6 separate regions of the Homo sapiens genome follow, and all the other regions are linked to region 5. Evidence: chromatin loops called from intact Hi-C (ENCODE). Cell type or tissue: heart left ventricle. All regions are shown on one strand.

Region 1 (4,000 bases), 370 kb before region 5:
ATTACAAAGTTATAGAAAATAAAATCAGTATATTGAAGAGATAGCTACACTCCCATGTTCATTGCAGCATTATTCACACTAACCAAGATGTGGAAACAATCTGTGTCTGTCAACAGGTAAATGGATAAAGAAATTGCTAGATAGAGAGATAGATAGATAGATAGATAGATAGATAGATAGATAGATAGAATAGATGGATAGATAGATAATACATAGATGCATGTGTGTGTGATACACACACACACACACACACACTGGAATATTATTCAGCTTTAAAAAAGAAGGAAATTCTAAATCCTGTCATTTGCGAAAACATGGATCTCTACAGCTTCTAGGGGCTGAGAGCTGGGAGAAATGGAGACGTTAGTCAAAAGGTATAAACTTTCATTTATTTGAGATGAAGTAGCTTCTAGAAATCTAATGTACATCATGGTGACTATAGCTAATAATGCTGCATTGTATACTCGAAATTTGCTAAGACAGTGAATCTTAAGTGTTCTCATTACAAAAATAAGGTAATTATGTGAGGTAATGGATATGTTAATTAGCCTGACTATAGTAATCATTTCCCAATACATATGCATATCAAAACATCAAATTATATCTCAATAAAAGCAGTTATTTAATTTTTTAAAACCATGAATTTTGGGGGACACATTCAGTGTATTGCAGTTACTTTTTATGGCAAAATACCCCATCCTTTGTGCATTCCTTGGTCCTGCCTCCATCTCTTTCTTAAGGAGTCTCTTATAAAGTAGCTGTGTATTTCCTTAATCTCTTATGCACAAGAACAAAACAAAACAAGAAACACAAAATAAAATTCTTAAAACCTTCCTAGGGGAGCATAGGTTGTATTCATTCTCCCACCTTGTTTCTCCCCAGTAGGGGAATGTTGATTATCTATTCTGGAAGCCACTGGAAGAAAAGACTCCTAGTTTCCGAGTCAAGAAAATCTCCAAATATCTATTAAGTAACTATATTCAGGTGACCCTGGGGAGATTTAAAGATGGATAAGACATAACTTCTGCCTTTAAGGAGCTTAGAGACTGGGGTGAGAGGAGAAGCAATAGGATACTGATTAATATTTGTAGTAAAAGCCAGAACACTCAACATGCCATAGCGAAGTAAAAAGTGAGGGGAGGTCACATTGAAACAGAAGTTAGGAAAGTCTCCATGCAGAGGGTCCCCCTGAAATGGGCCTGGAGGGTTGCATTTCCCTAAGCAGAGAGTGTATTAATGAAAGCCAAGGCACGACAGCATGAAAGCCCAGGCTATAAAGAAATAAAACCACTTTGGGGGGCCGAGGCGGGTGGATCACGAGGTCAGGAGATCGAGACCATCCTGGCTAACGTGTTGCAACCCCATCTCTACTAAAAATACAAAAAATTAGTTGGGCATGGTGGCACGTGCCTGTAGTCCCAATACTACCGTTTGGGTGTACTTATTTCCCAGCTACTCGGGAAATAAGTAGCTGGAGAATCGCTTGAACCCGGGAGGTGGAGGTTGCAGTGAGCTGAGATCGCGCCACTGCACTCCAGCCTGGCGACAGAGCGAGACTCTATCTCGAAAAAAAAAAAAAAAAAAAAAGGAAAGAAAGAAAACCAGAAAGGAAAACTGGAGCACAGTTTAGAGCAGAGGCCAGCAAATGTTTTCTGTAAAAGGCCAAATAGTATTTTAGGCTTTGAAAGCCATGTGGTCTCTGTCACAATGACTCAACTCAGCTATCATAGCACAAATGCAGCCATAAGCCATACGTAAACAAATGGATGTGGCTATGTTCCAATAAAACTTTATTTATAAAAACAGGCAGTGGGCCAGAACGCACAAATAAAGAAACTATAGACCATGAGAAACCACTGAAGATTTGTGAGCAGGAGGATGATATTATAACATTGCCAATGCTATATATTTGGAAAACTAATCTGACTACCGGGAAATGCTATAATAGAATTGGAGGAAGTGGAGTTCCGTGTGGAAATAACAGCTGGGAGGCTGTTACAATGGTTGGATAAGAGGCCTGAATTACAGTATCGAGGGCAGAAATGAGAAGGCCAAATGTGTAGGATATGGTAACTTGTTGGACGCAGAGACAAATGGAGGGAGCAGAATTAAAGATCACTGCCAATTTGGAGCCTGGGGGATGAGGAAAAATTTGTGAGCAATGTAATAAGGGAGATCTGGGGGGCTGGATGTGCCACCGGATTCTCTTTGTCCTCTGGATGCTCAGCAAATAAAGTCAAGGAAGCCAGCCAGACAGAGTGGTTGGGCCGCTCATGTCAGGTCTCTGAGTCTCTTTTGTGCAGAGGCGTCACCGCACATGTCCGGAGGCCATGTGGGACATGGGGCCGACGTGGGGCTCCAGTGCAGCCCCCACGGCTTCCCAGCAGACAGCACCTGACACTCTCTAAGTCTGGCCAAGCCTGGGCTCCGAGCAAGCGAGGACGAGGATCACTGAGCCGCTAGACATCTAGGAGGCCAGCCAAAGCAGAACAAAACCAGCCCCGCCAGAAGGAGGCTGAGGCTGTGCCAAGTGACCATGGAAGCTGCGTGTGTGGGCCAAATTGCTTTCTAATTACATTGCTCTCCAGACAAGACAAAATTGTGCCTCTTGAAAAGCATGTATGTGCTGTCAGAGTGGATCTAGAGAGGTCAGGCTACGTGGACATCCAGAGCAAGGAGTCATGTTTCAGAATTCATTAACATCTCCTCTGCTAGGAAGGAAGAACTTGGAGAGGAGGCAGGGAGGAGACTGTGACTCAGTGGGACATTAGGGACACCTTCTAAAGAATCGAACACATTTAAATAGAGTAGGTGATTCTGCAAGAAAATGTGCCATTTCATCATGAATAGCTCATCATTTCTCTCTGAAACGTAATGTAATACCCTCCTGGAAAAAATAACATAAAGATTGTTTTTTTGCCTGTGTCCTATAGCAAACATTCTCCCTGCTGCTCTGCATGCTGAGACAATTTAGTCGAAAAGGAGTTGCCTTAGAATTTGCCACATTTATGTTTGACAAAGAGGCAGTTTACTCACTAGTTGCACATTTGCTTTCTGAGATGCAAACGTTCAGGTTTGGCAGATATTGAAAACACTATTTTGATATTTTATGCACTTTCTTGGGACTCTATTTCAGAGGCAGAGCAATAAGGGAAATATTCCTGACTTAGAATTATAAATATAATGCTACCATTTGGGCATATTTATTTCCCAGGCAATCAATCAGGAAATGTTAGGAAATATATTCAGAGTGTTTCAAACATGATTCCAGTTAAATGAGTAATCTTTCCCTTTTCTTTCCATATGTTAGATAATTTTTTAAAAGATGAAATAGTAAAAGAATTAGTAAAATTTAGAATCTTGAACTCAGATTATAAATATAAATACGACAGTCAATTTTTAAAGAAGAAATGGCTTTAATTATGCTGAAATAAATGATGGTAGTAAAACCAAATACTGCTCATTATATTTATATGCACAATATTTAAAATACAACTGGCGATTCTAGGACTTTCTGGCAACTCTTTTGATTTTGTCAAGATAAAGGCTGAACTAGCTGGTATCTAGTCTCTTCAACCAGGTCCCAGGTGGTCCAGACCAAGAAGAGTCATGCACTGTATAACAACATTGCAGTTAATAACAGACACATGAAGGATATTGATCCCATAAAATTATAATACCATTTTTTTTTTGAGACAAGAGTTTCAGTCTTGTTGCCCAGGCTGGAGTACAGTGGCGTGATCCCGGCTCACTGCAACCCTCACCTCCCGGGTTCAAACGATTCTCCTGCCTCAGCCTCCCTAGTAGCTGGGATTACAGGTGCCCACCACCACACCTGGCTAATTTTTTGTATTTTTAGTAGAGATGGGGTTTCGTCATGTTGGTCAGGCTGGTTTTGAACTCCTGGCCTCAAGCAATCCACCTGTCTTGGTTTCCCAAAGTGCTGAGATTACAGGCGTGAGCCACTACACCTGGCCTATAATACCATAGTTTTACTGTA
Region 2 (4,000 bases), 930 kb before region 5:
ATTATTTTGCTCACAAAACAATAGATTGAATACATAAATCCCCAAATGGCTTTTTGGCACACCCCTAAACAAACAAACAAAAACATGCAAAAATAAATAATTACATGTAAATCCAGTTAATTTGACCTTTGTGAATGTAAAACTGTTGTTTTGATTTTTTGATTTACTGATTTGCTTTAAATTCTACTTCTGCTATATTAATATTGCCGATTTTCTTTTCTCTTTGCTCATGTTTCTTCTTATTTTTGGCTACTGCAATCCTTTTATATTTAGTATGTTTGGGCCATTTTGTGTTAGATATAACTCTTTTTGTTTTGTTTTATTTTGTTTTTTTTTTTTAGACGGAGTCTCACTCTGTTGCCCAGGCTGGAGAGCAGTGGCATGATCTTGGCTCACTGCAACCTCCACCCACCAGGTTCAAGGGATTCTGATTCTCCTGCCTCAGTCTCCCAAATAGCTGGGATTACAGACACATGCCACCATGCTCAGCTATTTTGTATTTTTAGTAGAGATGGGATTTCACCATGTTGGCCAGGCTGATCTTGAACTCCTGACCTCAAAAGATCTGCCCACCTCAGCCTCCCAAAGTGCTGGGATTACAGGTGTGAGCTACCACACTTGGCTTGTTTTAGATATAACTCTTGTAAGCAGAAAATTGAAGTTTGCTTTTTCAGTTCAATCTGAGGCTTTGGAGAAATATAAGCCATTTATATTTATTGCTATAATTTGATGCTTAGTATGACTTTTTATTTACACACTTATCAAATATTTATTGAATATTTTTCTTAAAGCAAAAACATGAACAAAGTAAAAGTCTTTGTCTTTTGGCAAAAGTCTAGTAAATTATGAGTCCACTAATAATAGTTTTATTCAGGGAAAAGGAAAGCGTGATAATGAGAGAACTGACTCTGACAAAAACTGATTTTAAGTTCTAATCTATTATTCAATTGAATTTATATAAGAATGCAAAATATGAGTATCTTATTTTTTATGGTTACATAAAGGATTTTTTTTCTTTTTCAAGTGATATGTTGTGGTATATATGACATCTAAAGGAGTTTTCTTGAATTCTCTATCCACAGTACCATGTTTCTGGAAGAATAATTTTATCTTTGTAGCCGCTTTGGATCATTTCAATTTGATTTCAATATAATTTTTGCTTACAGACTGGGGATAAGGATAAGACATGTTATAGAATACTATTTTGTAGACCAATTAACTGTTTCTACTCTAGAAGGGGATCATCTGTTTTAAGTGAACAAAAAAGAATTTCCATCCAATAGTTAAAAAGTTTTTTTATTCTTTGGGGTCTGAGGAGAGAAAATTTTAAATAGACTACTTTAGCTTTTTTTCACCTCTGGAAATAGAGGAAGTTGTCTTTTATAAACCTCTGGCTGGCTAGGTTAAACATGTAAGGCCTAGAAGAAGATGGTTTCTGCTATAGCCTTGCTTAGGGTGGGAAAAGGATTTTGAGCAGTGGATCTGTCACTGTCTGTAAGAAGGGATGAAGGAGAATACCATCTGCTTGGACTTTTTGACAGAAAGCCAAGGATAAGTAAATGTTGCAGATCTGAGGTCCTATCTTCTGATGGACTCACAGAAGCTAGTGGGGATAGTGGGCCTGGAATTCCAACCTCAAGGCCCAGGACTCTGCTGCATTTTGCAGCTGGAGTGGGAGTTGGCAGAACTCAATTTCTTTGCTGAGAGCAAGTAGCAGTTCAGACAAGAAAAAGGACCTGGATTTCCTCAAGTCTGTAGCAGAGTCAGCTTTTTCTGGATTAAATTGATCCCCTTTCTCCCCATTCCCTACCTCCACATGGCCTTCAGACAGGCATGGTTGCTGACCTTCCTTACCCTCCTCAACCCCTCTACCCTGTGGACCTAGGGTCACTTGGGTATTATATTATACATAAACCTAATAGACAGCCAGCACAGGAGCCTGCACCAATTTAGAGCTCACAGTCATAGCATGACCATATGTCCCAGTTTGCCTGGGACAGTCACCATCTACACCTGTCGTTCTGGCATCGTTATTAATAGCTCTCCTTTTCACTCTCATCGGTGTCCAGGTTTAGACAATAAATTATATGGTTACTCTAACTTTTCATCTGAGACAAGGCACATTCTTTGGTTTATACTGACACCTGTAGGCATACAAAATGGCTTGGGAGAAATGGAAAAGTGGAAGGCTCTCCCTTTCCTCAGTCTCTGGGATTGCCTCCAGACTCTGCTGAGAACCCCAATTATTTGGTGTGATTCTAGAAAGGGGCAATGGAGGGGGAAGATTTCTCCTTGAGGCTGCTACACACTCTGCCACCATAAATGTCCAGGGTTCTACAAACACTTAATACTCCAGAAAGGATGTTTTGACCACTCCTGTTGGTGACAGGAGTCACCATCAGTTTCAGGTCAAACTATGAGACCCCATGGCTGCGTGAGCTTTGTAGATGTTCTCTGGATGGGAGATACAGCCATGCATGGCCCGCCCTTGGGGATCAGCAGTTGTCTGCAAAATGCAGGAAAAGCATCATGTGGACGACATAGGACTACGAGCCAGGGGATTTTCACAGCTGGAGAGGCTTACAAGGAGGCTCGAGCTGGTCAGTTTCAAGGTTTCTGGGCCTGCGTGTTGGAAATTAGGTCACCCTTAGTCTGCCTTGACAAAGAAGACACAGGACATTGGAGGGTGATGTGAGATGCAGTACACGAGGGTCTTACCCTCTCATCTCCCCCGGGTTCCATCACGACACCTGGACTCCAATCTGAACATCAGAAACAATACAAAGCACTTTTAAAAAATTAAATTCAGAGGTCGGGACAGCTTGGGCAGGACTAATTTGTGTGCTTGGCTGTCACAGTGATGGATTTGAGACAGATTAACCCTTGGGCTCCTGGGCCCAGCAGCCTGGGATTGGGTGGGGGGGTGCATTTTCCCTGCATGAAATTACCTTTGTGTAGGGCCCTCTGTCCCAGCAGATGCTGCTCCCTTCTGTTCCCTCACACCCCTGGGCCAACTGTTGTAAACCCCAGAAGAGTGAAAAGAAGCAATTGCCAAGATAAGAAAGCAGGCTTGCAACTGTGTTTGTCCTACTCCGAGTCATTCGGGGTAGGAAAGGGAAACACAGGATGTCTGACTTCCAGGTATTCTTGTAGGTTTTTACGGGGGCTTTTGTTTTTGTCTTTTCTTATTCTTATATTTTTTTAAGACAGCCCTGTGTGGTGAAGTCTCTAGTAAGATAGAAACCTAGGGCTTCACCAGTTCCCTCTGAAAAGGGTTTGAACTGGATTCTCTCAGACTCCCTGTGAGAAAATCCCAGCCATGCCCCCTGACCCTTGTCTTGGGGCTGTGGGGGCTGGGCTGGCTGCCTTCTGGCTGACACTCTCGGAGCAAGCAGACCATAATGAGTCAATTCTCTGCTGTCTGCTATTTAAAACAACGGGTTCCTTCCTGTTTCCTACGCGCTGACTGAGGCGTCTTCTGTGTTAGAAAAAAAAAAGAAACTCAGGAATAAAGTGCCTCCTCTCACAATGAATGGGCTACACATTTCGGCCCGCAGTGACACAAAAGCTCCTAACTGTTTCATCTGTACAGATGGCTCTCATTTGGTGTTGGTGGCATGACTCTGTGAGGTAATTTCCCACATACTTGGTCCATTTAACTGGAGGAGGGTAAAAACCTCCTCTAAGCCAAGTTAGAATCCTCCAAGAAATAGAATTGCTCTTAGCCCTGAGTGTGAAATTTTTGCAGAAGTCCCTGAATTGCAGATGTTCCCTCCAAGAGGGAAGGAGGGAGAGTGCGCAATCTCCCTGGTCTGAAGTGAGAACGGCCTATGCTCTCACTCTTTGTTCCCCTCCCCAGGGAAATCCAGTTACCCACTGGGAGTGAGCTGCCCCCTAACCCCGCATGACCCTGTTCCCCGGGAGGGGCAGCCTGGGGAGTGACAGGCATGACCTCGATGGTGGGCCAGGGGCCTCCTCAGGTGAGTCTTGACCTAACTTT
Region 3 (4,000 bases), 300 kb before region 5:
AAATAGAATGGGTTCCATGACTAAACAGCTGAATCTCTTTATTACTAGAAAGTAAATGCATTTGACCACTGCAACATTAAAGAAAAATTCAGAGAATCTGATTGTGGACCAGTTGAGATTCATATGAAATCAAGAGAATGAGCAGACATCTTATTTAGAGTGATTGATGGCCCCTGCTGAGATGAGCAAGTGTGAAAAAACATATGCCACTTGGTTTTATGTGTTTTGGCTGCCAGATGGTGCCTAACCCCACCCCACTGCACCCCTGAACCACCCCTCACTCCCACCCATGTCAATCCCTGCCTCATCTGAAACTCTCTCTGGTGCCCGTAATCCACTCACCACCAGGACTGGAGTGGGGGTAGTGATGGGTGAGGCACAGGGATGAGGTTTAGATGTCCATTTTGCATATTACTGGGTAAAATAAAAAGTTTAAATTAGAATGATTTGTTTTCCAGGACACATGTTGATAGCATCTAAATGTCATCTACCTGTCTCTCCTACTAGAAGTTCACCTTTCTATTTCTATCACCAAGGCGGTTCCTGGAATAGAGTAGTTATGTAATAATGTTTATTGTATGAATGAATAAATAAATAAGCAAGTACATGATCAATTCATAATAACCCAGCAATAAAAGGGAATAAGGTGAATTTAGCATAAACTGGTCTCTGTGAATCCAGGCTTTCTTCCAGTGTCCATGGGTTATCTATGGAATAGGCTTGTAGAATTTGCTGGAAGATCCCATCAACCGTCTCATTTTGTTAGTTTTGAACCATACCCTTTTTGGTTCTTGGAGAGCTATGACATCACTTGCTTCACTCTGGTCTTTACTGCTCCTCTTTTTCAAAAGTTATCCCCAGTGGAATTGTGATCACATTTGCAGTCACTTTTCATTACCCAGATTATAGTTTGTCTGATTTTTACAGGCCAGACTCTCTTCAGGCTAAATACGCTTTTATTCATACTTGGAATCAAATCTTCTCATTAAAAAATGTATAATTTTATATTTTTACTATGAAAGTAATGTAACCATATTTCCCCCAAAAATTCACAAAATAGGGGTGAAGGGAGAAGAAAATTCACTCATAAGCCTAACACCAGGTTGAACGCAACCATGATTCAGATTTTGGTAAATTTCCTTCCAATGCTTTTTCCCAGAGAACTGTTTACATAGCTTCATGTGGTTGTGTTCACTATACATACATTTTTATTCCTTGATTTTGTTTAATCAGTCAAGAAAATATAAACTAATTATTTATAGAAAAATAGAAACTAATATTTATTTATTTTAACACTAATTATTCAGCAGAGAGAATTTGATTTTATGGAAAAGGAACCCTGAAATAAAACAGGCATAGTAACCCTAGGAAGCAACTCTCACCCCTGGGGCTGGAGGAAGAAAGGAAAGAAGTTGGGGTAATCGGAACCCAGAAGTGTGCAGGGGAGGGGTGTTGCAGAACTGGGGCCTGCGCTTCTGGGGAGGGGATGCCACCAGGGCTCAAGTTGACACTTCCAAGAGGAGGGGCGGTGAGGCTGGTTCTAGATGTGGCTACAAAGTTGGAGGCTGGAGCCAGTGCTGGTGAGACCAGCTGCTTGTCCAGAGGGAAGGGCCACGTGGGTATCTCTGCCAAGACAGGAAGCAGACAGAAAGGGGCATGTCCCTTTTCTGCATTCCTGCCTTCAATCTTCCTCTAGTGCCCTCTGTTGGTGGAATCAAACACGGAGCCAGCAGGCAAAGTAGAAATTTGATAGGCAAAGTTCCAGGTTGGGCACCCCAGAGCAACGTGGGTTCCAAGATGGAGACCACAGCTGAATAACCAGCCTATAGCTTGAGCTTTGTTTTCGTGTTACTACAAGCCCTACGTTTTGAGGGGCTGGGGAAAGGGAGGACAGGGGTCTTGCTCTTTTGCCCAGGCTGGAGTACAGTGGCACGATCATAGCTCGCTGCAGCCTCAAACTCCTGTGCTCAAGCCATCCTCCTGCCTCAGCCCCCAAAGTTGCTGGGACTACAGGTGCATGCCTCAACGCCTGGCTAATTTTTTTTTTTTTTTTTTTGTAGAGGTGGGGGTCTTATGATGTAGCCCAGGCTGGTCTCAAATTCCTGGCCTCAAGTGATCATCCTGCCTCAGCCTCCCAAAGTGTTGGGATTACAGGTGTGAGCCACTATGCCTGATCCACAGCTCACATTTTTCATGACCGTGCCATATTTTGCACAGTGTACTTCAGTTTTTAAACCATTTCCTTATTGTTAGATTCTCTAGTATATGGCCAAGACTTTGCTTTTGAAAATAAAAATCAATGGAAATCGTTGGGCACTTGTGTTGTTTTTTTTTTCTCACTCTTTCAGGGTAAGTTTTCAGAAGACTAATCTCTCAGTCAAAGGGCATGAAAAGTGTTATGACTTTTACTTGAGAATGCCAAATTGCCTTTCAAACCTGTTGTTTCCATTTCTGGTATCACCACCAGCATGGGAGAACAGAGGACGATGTTAAGAAAGTTAAACCCTGGGCTGGGCGCGGTGGCTCACGCCTGTAATCCCAGCACTTGGGAAGCTGAGGCGGGTGGATCACGAGGTCAGGAGTTCGAGACAAGCCTGACCAACATGGTGAAACTCCGTCTCTACTAAAAATACAAAAATTAGCCAGGCATGGTGGCATGTGCCTGTAATACCAGCTACTCAGGAGGCTGAGGCAGGAGAATAGCTTGAACCCGGGAGGCGGAGTTTGCAGCGAGCCGAGATCATGCCACTGCACTCCAGCCTGGGCGACAGAGCAAAATTAGTCTAAAAAAAAAAAAAAGAAAGAAAGTAACTTAAATCCCACCACATCTACAGACAATGCTGTACTCTTGTATGATTCCAGACATTGCCTTTAATCCCCAAAGCCTTCCACTTTGATTTTGTAAACAAATAGATAAACAGACAGACACTTTCTCTATATAGCTTACAGCAATTTAAGCCCTATGTCAACACTTTTGCTAACATTCTAGACTAGTGTGTAGTGATTTGATTTGCAAATTTTTTGGCATGCACCAGCTTTTTGATTTAGGCAACTCAGTTGAAGAAACTTCTTTTTCCTTTTTCTCTTCATCTTTAATTGTTCCTTCAGCTCATGCACCACAGGGGCTCAGCCCTCAATAAGAGCAGAAACTATGCAAAGGAGTCCAGGTCTTGGAATGATGGCCTGAATTCTCCTAAATCCGTAGGATTAACTACTGCAAGCTGGGATCCATCAGTTGGTGAGTTTGAAGATAAAAAATAAGGAGGTTAATTTAAATATAAAACTCATGATGAGCTATATTCAAAAGCAGGCTCACTTTTCCCAAAATGATTTAAGACAGCACAGGTAACTATCTCTGCTTTTGAATGTATTATTATTATTTTTTTAATTTTTTTTTATTTTTAATATTTAAAAAATATTTTATTTTATTATTTTTTATTTAAAATTTTTTATTTTCTTTTTAAAATATTTTTTATTTTTTAATTTTTTTTATTATTAATTTCTTATTTTTATTTTTAATATTTTTAATATTATTTTTAATTTTTTTTAAATATTTTTATTTTTAATTTTTAAAATTTTTAAAATTTTTTTTAATATTTAAAAAATAACCTTGTTACATTTGCTTTCTTAAGATATTAGTGATCTGGAAGACAGAAGTCTGTAAGGGATTCCTTAATGTCTTTGGATAGTGACATTTTAAAATATGTCCTGCATTAATTGTCCAGGAAAGGGTGGCAAACATAACATGGGAAAACAGGCCTACTCTGTGTGCATATGTGGGCGTGTGGGTACTAGGAAAAATTTATAAAATTTTATTCTTTATGATAGTTAATCTATATTACCATACAATGAAATATTATTTGATTCTAGACCTTTATAACGTTTTTTATTTTAGACATTTGTAATTTAACAGATGAGAAAAAATACATTTGAGTCTCATTATTTAAATCATGAAATATATATAAATATAGACCCACTATATATCTACACACATCATACC
Region 4 (4,000 bases), 290 kb before region 5:
ACTTCCCAGGCAGTTAAGTGACCTTGTGTAAGTTACTTAATCTTTATGAGCCTAATTTTCTTCATCCATAAAATGAGGTAATAATAATACTACGCTTAGGATTGTTGCAAGGATTGAATCACCTATTATATGTAAAGGAGTTAGTACATACTGTGAAGTTAGCATGTACTAAAGCTCAATGGGCATAGCTGTTGCAATGGTGGGCGGGTTGGAAAGCAGGACGACACTGACCACAGGAGGGGAAAGGGTTAAGGACACGATGAAGACCCCAGTTTGGCATGAGGCCAACCTGTCCAACTTCACTTTGTACAGCCAAACCCTTGGGATCTGTAGCAAACTTTGGTCACTGCATTATGTGATGCTTAACAATGTCACCCATGTGACTTATGAGGATAACTCATTTTGAAGGCGTTTTATCCCCAGAAGCATCCTCCACTGAGGTATGGAGGCCTAGAGAAGGGAAGGTGTTATGGTTTAAGTTTCAGGCCTGCTCAATTCAATCTCAAACTTCAAGATGTCTGCGTGAAGTTTCTGAAGAAATAGAAACCCCTTACTAACTCAGATAATTAAATGGTATAAATACCGCACCTTAGAAGACCTTAAGCGAGATCGTTTGCAGAAACCTCCAAGCTAGAGGGGGTATTCCCACTCTACAATGTTGGCACCTGTTGGAAAAGCCCCAGCATGTTCTCAGTGCTCCCAGCCTGCACGCCAAAATATTTGCCTCAGTCCATATCTTGCTGGTCATTTCCCTTCCTCACCTGTTCCTGATTGTCCAAGGCCATGGCCCTAGACCTGTTTCCTGACCCTCTGACCTGTGGACTTATACTGTTTCCATTGAGCTGAGCTCTAGCTTCCTTCCTTAGCTCCACTTTGGACTGCCCCTTGATCACATTGCTTCATGGTTGCTCCAAAATGGGGTCCAGCCTCTCCCCGGTACCAGTTCCCATGCCAGAGGGTGCTTCAGGTTTACTCTGCCTCCAGGAATGAACCCCAGACCCACATCATCTTTTATCCTGTAAGAACTGAATTTTAAGCCACTTGAAAAAAAACTAAGACTTGAGAATTTGGTCATTAATGAGAACATAAATATGGATCATATAGCTAGAAAGGGCATGTGTACATAAGAATTGACCTCTCTAGGCATGCACACAGTGAAAATTAGACCTCACTTATATATAATTAAAGAACAGTAACACAAAGTAGACCTTTGCATATGCATCAGTCAATCCAATATTCAGAGAGAAATTCGCTGTAATTGGTTGATTAGAAATGGGCAACATAAAGATGATGTTAATGACTTCCCATCAGCTCACGTGGTGTTCCAGCCATTCCTTGTAATGACATTCCAGACACCCTGTCCACATGCCAGGATATGCAATATTTTCTGAATACTGTTCTTTTTTACAGATGAGGAAAGTGAAGCTCACAGGTTAAATACTTGCCCAAGGTCACAACTTACAAATATTGGAGCTGGAATTTGAACCTAGGTAATCTAGCTCCAAATTCCATGTTCTCCACATATCCATGATGCTACCTCTCTAAAGAAGGATTTCATTCAAACATCCTGTAAGTATAATTATTTTTACATATTTGCTTGCTTTATAGGATTCTTCAAGCTGGGGGTGAATTTACTGGACAAGTGGTGCTGCCTTATTCAACATGGTCATTGACTATTTTCAAATGCTAGTAGAATAAAGTGTTAAGGAACACTTCAGAAATACAAGGAATCCAGGCTTAGCACTTGCAAGCTAAGGAAGAGTATAATTTATATCAAATGTTCAATAGTTTCAGGGTTCTAACCTCTTATTCATATTTGGGCAACTAGGTAGAAAAACCTAGAATTATCTATCCCTGGATAGATCATTACCAGATAATTACCTATTACCTAGATAATTACCTATTACTAGAACCTTCAATCACTGGATTTTTTTAACCTATTTTCATAAAGAGGTCACTATCAACAAAATACTCTGAGAACCTGAGTTCTCTCTCTCTCTTTTTTAGAGCAACTTCTAGTGGCTGTCTTGGGTTAGTATTGTTTAGATGCAGTCTTCTCTATCCAAATGATTGTTAAAGTGAGGACTTGAGTTTCTCCCACAGTTTCCATTTTGTTATTTGGACTGTGTTTAACAAGTCAGGAAAGTGGACATGCATGCTCGATAGGTTCCAAAAAGCACTGGCTCTGAAACAAAAAATCAAGAACACTGTATTCCCTGAAATTTCTGATCAAATACAGTTTCACTCTTGATCCAAATGTATTATATTTTATTAGTAAAATTAATGAGAAAAACATGTGTGTACCTACTCTACATTCAGTGTTCTATGGACATAGGTTTCCATGGGTGTCACTTTCATGACACTGTTCAATAGCTATTAAGGATCTCACAAGTTAGGAACACTCAGTTAAGTGTAAGGTCAATTGAATTCTAATATCTCTTGAGCCCCATTCATTGCAAGACTTGGCCAGGCAAGGTGATATGAGTGAATCAAAACTATTTAAGACACGATATAGGTGACTACAACATAAGCAAAGCAAAGGGACACAACACCAGAAAACTCAGAAATACGTAATGCAGGTGTGGTAAAAACCTGGTGACGCACGACCACACCCATTCCCACATCCATGACAGACATTATCAATCAATCGCAGCACTCTTTCCATGAGCCCAGAGTTAGCCTTGAGGAATGATACTGCACCTAATATCTCTCTCATTCACTTGCTTTTCCTTCTTGAATAAGACAAAATGAGTAGAGTTATGAAACTATACCTCGGAGAGTTAAAGAAACCAATGATTAACAGAAATTCTTGAGCTTGCAGGATGACAGATTTTAAAAAGCACAACTTATTAAAATGCTGAAACTCTCTCCACTTGTAAGATAACAAAACTGGCTAAAATTGGTTGGGACCAATATGGCTGACTGGAGTTTGTGTAGAATTAGCTTGCTGATGTCATAGCCTGAATTTCCACCATGTGTTTCATACCAACTCCCCCTGGATTTGCGCATGGGACCCATGAGGAGGCATGAAGAGAGATAATTGTGCATGCCCAAGAACTTTCCAAATCTCCTCTTTCCTTCCACCAGTCACCTTCTAATCCTGAAATCCATCCCCTAAACATTTTCTAATAAAATTACTGCCTGAAAGCCAGGACAGGGAGACAGATTCGAGATGGTCTCCTGTCTCCTTGTGAATTGACTTGCAATAAAAAGCAATTGCAATAAAAAAGCAATTACAATAAAAAAGTCTTCTTTTTTCAAAAACTTGGCGTTGTTGTATTGGCTTCTAGTGAATCAGGAAGCAAGCCCCTTTTCCTCACTCACACTTCTAGCTATCAAGCTGGGAACACCCACTGGATCATGTATGTAAACATCAACTGTCACTGGTGTCACAGTAATGAAAAAAATAGAGGCCTTTTGTGGGGCTCTGTTTTTAAGTATCTATGGTTTTCACATTATTCATTTAAAAAATTGTGGTGCATTCATTTGCACAATTTTGGATCTTTATTATTAGTAAGAAATTACTGCATTCCTCACTACACATTCCAACACACCAGTTTGTTGAGACACCTCCCTTAAGAACAGCTGCTCTAGAGGCTTAAACTCCAAAGACCATTCCAGACCAAGGTGAAAGAACAAGTGAACTAAAAAAAAACTCCACCACAACACATTGAGAAGGGACCAACCCTATCCAAAGCAAATTATTCCCTTCCCCTCCACATTCCTGAGCAGCTATGCATGTTCTTCCTACACTTAGATGCTTACAATTCTTGGTCAAGAAGTCAATTATGACACGTAAGAGCCAAGACGTTGGTTTTTTTCTTTATGGACACCCCTCCTGAAATGTGAGTAACAAGGTGTGGCTGTCCTTACTGACAGCATCCTGTGTTCTCACCCTGCGCCAGTCTTGGCGAGTCTCAGAGCATTTCTCTTCCTCTCCAAGAGAAAATCTATTCCAGGAGGCATCAGTGAGAAGTAAGAGACTTCACTGAAGATTCTT
Region 5 (4,000 bases):
TTTGTAAAATCTAAAATGTAAGGACCTTGATGGATACAGGAAGAAGTAGAAAAGGTTACCCTACAAGTTGCCACCCCTTGGGAACCTCAGAACCTGCTGGCTCCTGCAGAACTGGGAAACCTAAAAATTCTCATGCAGAGCTGGGGAAATAAGGCCGCAGGAGAGACCTCTTGGGACGTTTCACTAAGTGGAAAGGAGTTTCTCCAGCCTAACAGCCTCTTGTCATCTCAGAGCAAACGCAAAGAGCCCAGAGAGGTGGAGTGACTTCCCCGCGCGCCCCCACAGTCCATTGGCTTGGGGCTATAACCTAGGTCCCAGGGCCGCCCATCTGCAAGGCTGCCTGAAACCCCAAGCATGAACTCTCACTTGGAATTAGCATCCCTTTCCCACATTCGGCCCCTGGGAGCAGCGGCCAGGAGGGAGCTATCGGGAGAAGTAAGCTCGAGTTGCTAGGATGGCGACAAATGACGCAGCTAATTCTCCTCGCCTGACTGGTCCCCGCGCCCTGGGACCCCGTGTCCCCGCGCACAAGTGCGTGCTCGGGAGTCCGGCCCAGGAGCAGCTGCGGAGGCCGGGCGGCCCTGGGAAGATGCCTGGCGGGTTGTCGGGGGAGGGAGGAGAGGGTACTGGGCTCGGGGCCCCCACTCACCCACCCCTGCACCGCGGGGGGCGGCGCTGGGCGGCCCGGGGAGGGCCAGCCCCGCCGAGCCTTTCAGAGTTAATTAGCCTTCATGAATATGGATGCCACCGCCGATTGAAGACGGTTGAGAGGTCGTAACCTGACCTCGGCGAGGCGTGCATAAAGAAAAGCCTACTTTTCTCAGCTTGGCTCCTAATTGAAAGCCCGAGTGGTCGGGCGCAGCGCGGAGGGTGTGATCGCGCGCCCCGCTCCCTGCGCGCTCTGGGGACGGTGGCGGGGGCGCCCGGGCGAGCTCGGGGACCCGCAGGTGTGTGCGGGCGGCCCAGCGCAGCTTCGCCGCGGCGGGATCCGAAGTGGGGATTTATTCTGAAAGCTTTCCTTTTCCATGATGGTTTTCATTTCCTGTAATTTAGAGCTGGAAGCATTTATGGAATATCACATGGTTTTCGTTTACACAGGAAATCAGCTGCAGTTGTGAGAAGATACTGACTTACTTTTTTTTGTTTTTGAAATCCTCCTCCCCACATCCAAAAAAAAAAAAAAAAAAGAAAAATTTTTGAAAAGACGAGCTGGCAGCATGTTTTGAAATAGTTCTCCTTTTTGATCCAACCTCACTGTTCTCCAAAGGGGACTGCAGTTTATTTCTGACACGTGGTAATCACTTTATGTGAAGAAACCCCAGCATCGAGAGATGCTTTTGGTTTTTTTCAGAGCAAAGCGGGGAGCTCAGAGGGGGTGGGGGCAGGCGGGGGGAGAGGGGGGCGCTCACAGCTGCGCCCCAGCTTCCTTTCTGGGATGGGAACGATTTCTAAAGGATCTTAGGGAAAGGAGCCTGCGAACCAGGCCGCCTTTGGAGCTGAACTCCCTCCCTCCCCGAGAAAGACAGCACTTACTGCCCCAGTTAACCTGCTGGGATCACTGCTTAAAACCTTAGAGTCGTAGCGCCGTCCCCCAACCCAGGAATCACAGTATAAGTCTCTTCTTAACCCAGCCCCACCCCATCACCCCAGAAATCATCAGAGAACCGCAGGGTTTTATCACAGAGATTGAGGCCGAGGTGGAAGAATTTGCAATTTGTTTTTTTCATCTATGCCCCCTGGTTGCCACTGAGTTGAAGTCAGCACTCTCTTCTCTCTTTGCTGGGGATGGTTCTAACCACTTCCCACCCTCCACCCCCAGTTCGGAGGCCAACTAGACCGCCGTGGGCAATAGCACCACCGTGTGGCCAGCCTCCCTCTCCAAGCCCCTTCCCCTGCCTTTTCTGGGATCCTCCCGGGCGGTAGCGTGGATTTAGTGGGGCTGGGATGGTCTCTGCCCACTTTCTTCTCCTCCCTGCAATGAGGTTAACACACAGGGCACCAGACGCTCTCCCTTCATGCCATCTACTAAGTAAGACATTCTGCAATGACGGATCCGTTTCTTTGATTCAAGGCTTAGCTCCCAATTAAACAGAAGATACCCTTGAAGAGATAAAATTTAGGCACCGATTTTAGGGTGAAACAGTGTATTATTGTTTCCCAAGGATTGAGTGGGCTCCTAGAGAAAGGAAGGAGGCCCAGCCTGAGACCCAGAGGGACAGGAACCAGCGCTGTGGCCATCCTTCAAGCCCGGGCCCTAGTCATTCATTTGGTGGGACTGGGAGGAGGTAGGGTGGTGGCTCTGGGAGGTGGGTAGTGACAGAGTCCTGTACACATTTCAGGGGTGTGGAGGGAGCCTTCTGAGAATGTCCAGACCTCATGGGGCCTCTAGGACCCAGGTGGCCCTCGATGGTCACTGTGTCCCCAGCAGTTGAGACCCATTTGACAGAGTCTCAGGCAGCTGCACCGTGACCATCTTCTGCTCCTCTCCCCAAGTCGATAAAACCAACAGCCATCTGTGTGAACATAAGCCCCGTGTTTTTATGGGCTGTCTACTGGCTGCTGCAGACAAGCCAGGATGGAGGCTTACGGCCGCAGCTCTCTCAGCCTCCAAATATGAAACTGTGTAATCCGACTCATTCTCTGAAACCAAATATTTGCAGGGACAGCCAGCAGCCACCTGGCTACCACATCTTTTGACCATGCAGGTCATTGGTGCTGTGAAAACGCCACCTGGGGATTTTTCTCAGCTTCTGAGGGGTCCGCAGGCAAACCTCCCCTCCACGACACAGGGCAGCCCACCCTGGCCTCTCCTGCTGCCCCCCAATTGGGGTGTGCAGATGAAATCTCAGTCGGGCCTGTGAGCGGAATGAAAGAAACTCTGTTCATTTCTGCAGGGGCTCTGGTGTCTGTCTGAGGCCCTGGTTTCCTCCCAGGAAACTGCACTTACCTTCTGTTGCTTATTACCTAATTGATGAACTATTTGAGTCTGCATGGTGCTACTTTGAGCTTCCTTAGCTTGGCCACTAGCTGAGCATTAAGGAAGTTGTGGAGAGCAGTACCTTCATGCCCCGCGCAATGATTTGGTACATTTCCAGAACGATCTTCTCCTTGTCAGGCTTCCCTCCCTCCTGCTCAGCAGCCCTTATTTTTTCTCCTCTCTCTTTCTCTGGAAATGTGGAGTTTATTGGTCTCTGCAGGGGGGAAATGATCAAAAACGTAATTATTATAAGCTGCAACCCCTGGCCAGCTGTTTGGGTTTCAGGGTGGTTCCCAGTGAGTCACTAGGGCACACCCTCTCTCTGCCTGGCTCCTCTGGGTCCCCCTGGCTTGGCCATCTGGAAAATGGGAGGATTTTTTAAGGGAGGAGGACGTTTGGGGAAGAAAACAGGCGCCTGGGAGCCTCTCTCTCTCTCTCTCTGTCTCTGTCTCTCTCGCTCTCTCTCTTTCCTAACCCCACAAACTTCTGAGAAGCCCCATGTTCCTGGCCAAACATGGAACTGTCTGGAGGGACCTGGGCGGGCTGCAGGCCTAGGCCCCCACCCAGATGGCCGCTGTGCTGCCTCTCCTAGCAAAAGCCTTTGCTGGAAGGGTGAGCAACCAGGGCCTTCTGTACAGATGACTTTACCATCCCGGACACCATTTTAAATAGATCGACATTTCAATATGTATTTATTCTTGTTGTATATACAAAAAAATTAATACAAAATAAAAAAAGCCCTGCTGGTGATATGCCAGGCTGAGATATATAATGATATTTAGCAGCAACTGTGTCATTCTGTGTTGTTGACAGTAAAATAAATTAACATAATAAACATAATTTGCTCAAAAACAGCTAAGGAAAAGCAGATGGTTAGCACATTTCAGCAGGACCTGTTGGTCCAAGTTTGCACGGATGTTTAGACGTTTGTGCAGTCTGCAACAGATGCTTGCCTGGGTTCCCAGGCGCTCCCACGTGATAGGCACGGGAGGGCTCCACGCCTCTGGCCTGGGACAGGGCCAC
Region 6 (4,000 bases), 74 kb before region 5:
CATTTTGGGAAGCTATCTTTTGAGGCCAGCACAAGTAATAGCCATTTCTTTTCTCTTTCCTTCATTTACGTTTCAAAATAGAAACACTACTTTAAGGATTCAGAACTACTTCCATATGCTGATCATTCAAGATTTGTGCCTTTTTTTTCCCAACAAAAATAAATGTCAACAACCTGATAGTCTCTAGCAAGAGAAAGTGGAAAACTAGTATATCTGCTGAGCATCTAACATGTAGCAGGAACTACTTGCACCATCATGGGTATTTTTCTCATTTAATCCTGACAGGGACCTTTGTAGGCAGATATTATTATGCCCATTTCATAGATCCTAACATTTAGGCACAGAGAGTGAAGTGCCAAAGCCACAGGTACATGACAGAGCCAGGAGTTGAAACCAAATCTGTCTAAACCCCAAAACACACAGTCTTTCTACTGAAGATCAGATGCTGGCCATAACCACACATAGTAGCTTACAGTCAGCATGCAGAGGTAGAAAGAGCCTTTGGAATAAAATGGGCTAGGATTTGAGTTCCAGCACTGTTACTTATGAGCTTAGAAATCCTTGTAAAACAGACTTGGCTGGGCACAGTGGCTCACGCCTGTAATCACAGCACTTTGGGAGGCTGAGGCAGGTGGATTGCTTAAGTCCAGGAGTTCAAGACCAGCCTGGAAATATGGCAAAACAATATATAAAAAAATACAAAAATTAGCCCAGCATGTTGGTGTGCGCCTGTAGTCCCAGCTACTTGGGAGGCTGACGTGGGAGGATCAGCTGAGCCTGGGGAGTTTGAAGCTGCAGTGAGCCGTGATTACACCACTGCAGTCCAGCCTGAGTGACAGAGTGAGACCCTGTCTCAAAAACAAACAGATACAACAGTGGTTCCTAATTCAGGTTTTTTGGGTATTAAGTGAGATAATGCATGTTATATATTTTGCACAGTACCTAACCCATAAAATCTGCTTATCATTGGGATAATATTAAAGAAACAGTATTGATAAAGAAGCTCAGCTCCTCAGAAAATGAGAATTTCCTTCCCTGCGAAGTGAGGTGATGGATGCACTGTTTGACAAGACAAATCTCAAAGGCCTGTGCTGAGTGGAAGTTGCCCTGCATGTCACTGGTGGTGTTAAGGAGGGAGAGGGGAGTTAGCTAAGAGCAATAATTGAGCAGAACACACAAGTATGTCAAGGAGAATGGACTAAACTAGATTCAGGATACAAGATCTCCAGTTAGGAATGTGCTTGTTTCCTTTGCATTGTCTCAAATTTCCTGAAACTTAGGTCTGAGACATGATGACTCTAGGAGGTCTCCATGCTGCAGATATGTGGACTAGAAATGCATTTGGCATCCTGAGTCCTTAGAAACAAAAGAACACTTGTGCCTATTGCCGGCACGTTTTACAGTGCATGCTCCATAGTCAGTGCTCAATAAATTCCTGTTGACTCTGACTGCTGCTGCAGACCCTGGACAGTAGCTTGGGGAGAGGGTAGGCAATGGCTAAAGGTGTTTATAGGTTTTTCAACAAAATTAAGTTGCACTCCCTTGTGTTATGAGACATTGCTTTTATCCCAGACCTCTCCAGGGTTTTACCATATTTATTTTAACTAGAGACCATCTTGGGAAACAGTTTGAACCCCAAGTGGAATTTATTATTTGAAAGCCAAGTGGCAGGGAAAACAGGGATAACAACGAATGAAATTGAAAATAGAGTATTTCAGTTTAATAAAATTAAAACCAGAACAACACCTAAAATTTTTGGCTCTTTAGTGACCAAGACTTGGCAGAACTTTCCTCGTGAGCCTGGATCCAGGGGGCCTGTTTCAAGAGCAGGGACACGCCTCTCTTTCTCTGCCTGCTCCCTTCTGCACTCTTAGCAGTAGGCCTGTGGGCCCCAGCAGATGGAATAATGGAACTTTGCCCAAACCAGCGACCAGAAGAGGTTGAACAACTTTATTCAGAAGCAACAGAGCAGGCTTTGGTTCTGCCAATGGACATCAGGAAGTGAGCTGTTTGTAGCTATCTAGAGAATTGCCTCATGTGCTTGTCTCTTAATACTATTTGTGGTAGCTGCATTGTGAAACAGTTTAATAAAGCTGGGTAAGACATTGGCACCTAGTGCTATTGAGCCCTCATTCTTTCCTCCACTGCCTTTAACATGTAAATGATATCCATCAGATCCAATCCTTTGATGGCAATGGAGGAGGAGGAGGACACACGTTGCACATTCTCCAAATATCCAACAGCCTTTCTGGATTTCTCAGAGTCCTATGGATAGTAAGTGGCAAATTCAAATATAAAAATATGCTTTTGCTTTCAAATGACTATTAATTTTCTGTGAGTTATCTCTAATAAGTGGGCTTTCAGAAAGTTAGTATAATTTAATGGTAATAGAAATTTTAGGCCAGATGGGGTGGCTCATACCTGTAATCCCAACACTTTGGGAGGCCAAGGCGGGTGGATCACTTTAGGTCAGGAGTTCAAGACCAGCCTGGCCAACATGGTGAAACCCCGCCTCTACTAAAAATAGAAAAATTAGCTGGGCATGGTGGCACATGCCTGTGATCCCAGCTACTCGGGAGGCTAAGGCAGGAGAATCACTTGAACCTGGGAGGTAGAGGTTGCAGTGAGCCAAGATCTCACCACTGCATTCCAGCCTGGGTGACAGCAAGACTGTGTCTCAAAAAAAAAAAAAAAAGAAATTTTAGAATATGACAAGCCATTTCTATTTCAAAATTTATTTTTTCTATTTAAAATTTAGATATGGTATTATATTTTGTGATAAATTCAGACAACTTTACATATAATCCCCCTGCCCTTTGAAGGAAAATGAAGAAAAAGGTCATTGCTTCAAATTGGAGTGGGACAGCTCTGGGTTATGTGGACTTTGGCAGATTATTTAACTTCCTCAAACCTCATTTTTCTTAATCTGTGTAAGGGGAACAGTAATACTTATTCGCAGAGTTTGGATGAAGATTTAATTAAAAGACCTAGCATTAATTCTAGACCATAATAAGGGCTCAACACTTCCTAGTTTCCCTTTAATCCCAGCTAGATCAATTTCTCACCAACTGTAAATGTCACTTTTCAAAATTGTTATTTTAGTATGCTTAACATATTAAAAACAGCCCATATTTAAGATCCTAATATTAAGTATTCCTGTTGAATAATTGTACACAATTAATTTTACTGAGCGACACTTTTATGTCTTCAGTTAATAAAAGTCCATGTTTAGTACCTGAGAGTCCTGTGAGTCTCTTTAACTGTGTTACGGGTAGTTGTGCAGGATTTCCAGAAATTATGAATGTCAGTGGAAATTTTTACTTCTCATTATTTAGTGCACAGTTCTGTAAGATCTGTAATTTAGTGGGTGCAGGTGAGAGTTTTTAGATCACACCATCTGTGAAAGGCCTTGTAAATGTGTAGTGGAATAAACCACTGTTGTATAACTATATTGCCAAGAAAGACTCTGCAGACATACTATCTTAGTATGTTAGAGTTTTTGAAAACTTAATGGCATTTTCAGCTTCTGTAAGGACTCCTGTTGTTCAGACTACTAAAAAACAAAACAAAACAAAACAAAAAAACACGAGTTATTCTAGCATAACTGGCCTTTATTGCAAATTGCCTTATTTTATCTTAAAGAGCAAATGTTTGGAGGAATAATTTGTACAACTCCACTTGTCCTTGGGAGGTAATGAGCTCTAATACTTCTCAGTGCTTAACTTTGGTGGATAGTTATGCACTGCCTGTCGGATTACTTACTAGATTACTTCCCTGATCGTTAGCAATTCTTGTCATTAAGTAGTCAAGGAAAATAAAAGACATGAGCCATTCTCTGTGTGTACATCTAGACAGTCATTTATGCATAGACACACACTCATCACAAATATCCCAAAAGATACTGCTTTTTAAAACTGATTCAACTAGGGAAACTTTCGTTTTCCTTTCATTCATTAAACAAATATGTCTAAGCACCTCCTGTGTGCCAGGCACAGAGCGT

Evidence for each region. A loop is a pair of places that touch in the nucleus more often than their neighbours do. Peaks named below come from ENCODE experiments on the same cell type or tissue, not always from the same donor. Only the 100,000 strongest peaks of a DNase experiment are listed, where the experiment ranks them.
Region 1: a loop joins it to region 5, with 2.5 times the contacts of the local background. A loop is called at or near these places in 5 of 110 quality-filtered maps.
Region 2: it touches region 5 in a loop (2.1-fold over the local background); 7 of 110 quality-filtered maps call a loop at or near these places.
Region 3: it touches region 5 in a loop (2.9-fold over the local background); 18 of 110 quality-filtered maps call a loop at or near these places.
Region 4: it touches region 5 in a loop (2.9-fold over the local background); 18 of 110 quality-filtered maps call a loop at or near these places.
Region 6: a loop joins it to region 5, with 2.4 times the contacts of the local background. A loop is called at or near these places in 14 of 110 quality-filtered maps.

Annotation. Positions count from the first base shown.
Region 1 is chr10:31,156,198-31,160,197 of GRCh38, reverse strand. No RefSeq gene overlaps it. Among named protein-coding and RNA genes, the nearest start is that of LINC02664, 30 kb to the left of the region's middle. In heart left ventricle, no CTCF peak of the experiment used is centred here; a DNase peak (open chromatin) is centred at 2,437; H3K27ac peaks cover 2,068 bases.
Region 2 is chr10:31,707,286-31,711,285 of GRCh38, reverse strand. MACORIS (macrophage enriched lincRNA repressor of IFN-gamma signaling) reads left to right here and starts at 3,839. Exons shown (of 2, transcript NR_184023.1): 1 at 3,839-3,980. RefSeq lists an enhancer at 3,401-3,590. In heart left ventricle, a CTCF peak has its summit at 2,145; DNase peaks (open chromatin) are centred at 2,533, 3,355 and 3,915; H3K4me3 peaks cover 1,317 bases; H3K27ac peaks cover 2,947 bases.
Region 3 is chr10:31,081,599-31,085,598 of GRCh38, reverse strand. All of the region lies in intron 1 of LOC105376481 (a long non-coding RNA gene), which reads right to left. Among named protein-coding and RNA genes, the nearest start is that of ZNF438, 52 kb to the right of the region's middle. In heart left ventricle, a CTCF peak has its summit at 1,705 (motif pointing left); no DNase peak of the experiment used is centred here.
Region 4 is chr10:31,075,419-31,079,418 of GRCh38, reverse strand. The region is part of intron 1 of LOC105376481 (a long non-coding RNA gene); the gene reads right to left. Among named protein-coding and RNA genes, the nearest start is that of ZNF438, 46 kb to the right of the region's middle. In heart left ventricle, no CTCF peak of the experiment used is centred here; no DNase peak of the experiment used is centred here; H3K27ac peaks cover 604 bases.
Region 5 is chr10:30,781,898-30,785,897 of GRCh38, reverse strand. No RefSeq gene overlaps it. Among named protein-coding and RNA genes, the nearest start is that of LINC02644, 61 kb to the right of the region's middle. RefSeq lists a silencer at 456-765 and an enhancer at 2,252-2,752. In heart left ventricle, CTCF peaks have their summits at 453, 1,658 and 1,861 (motif pointing left); DNase peaks (open chromatin) are centred at 467, 917 and 1,857; H3K4me3 peaks cover 1,987 bases; H3K27ac peaks cover 4,000 bases.
Region 6 is chr10:30,855,954-30,859,953 of GRCh38, reverse strand. The region is part of intron 5 of ZNF438 (zinc finger protein 438); the gene reads left to right. Among named protein-coding and RNA genes, the nearest start is that of LINC02644, 130 kb to the right of the region's middle. In heart left ventricle, no CTCF peak of the experiment used is centred here; a DNase peak (open chromatin) is centred at 1,873; H3K27ac peaks cover 1,996 bases.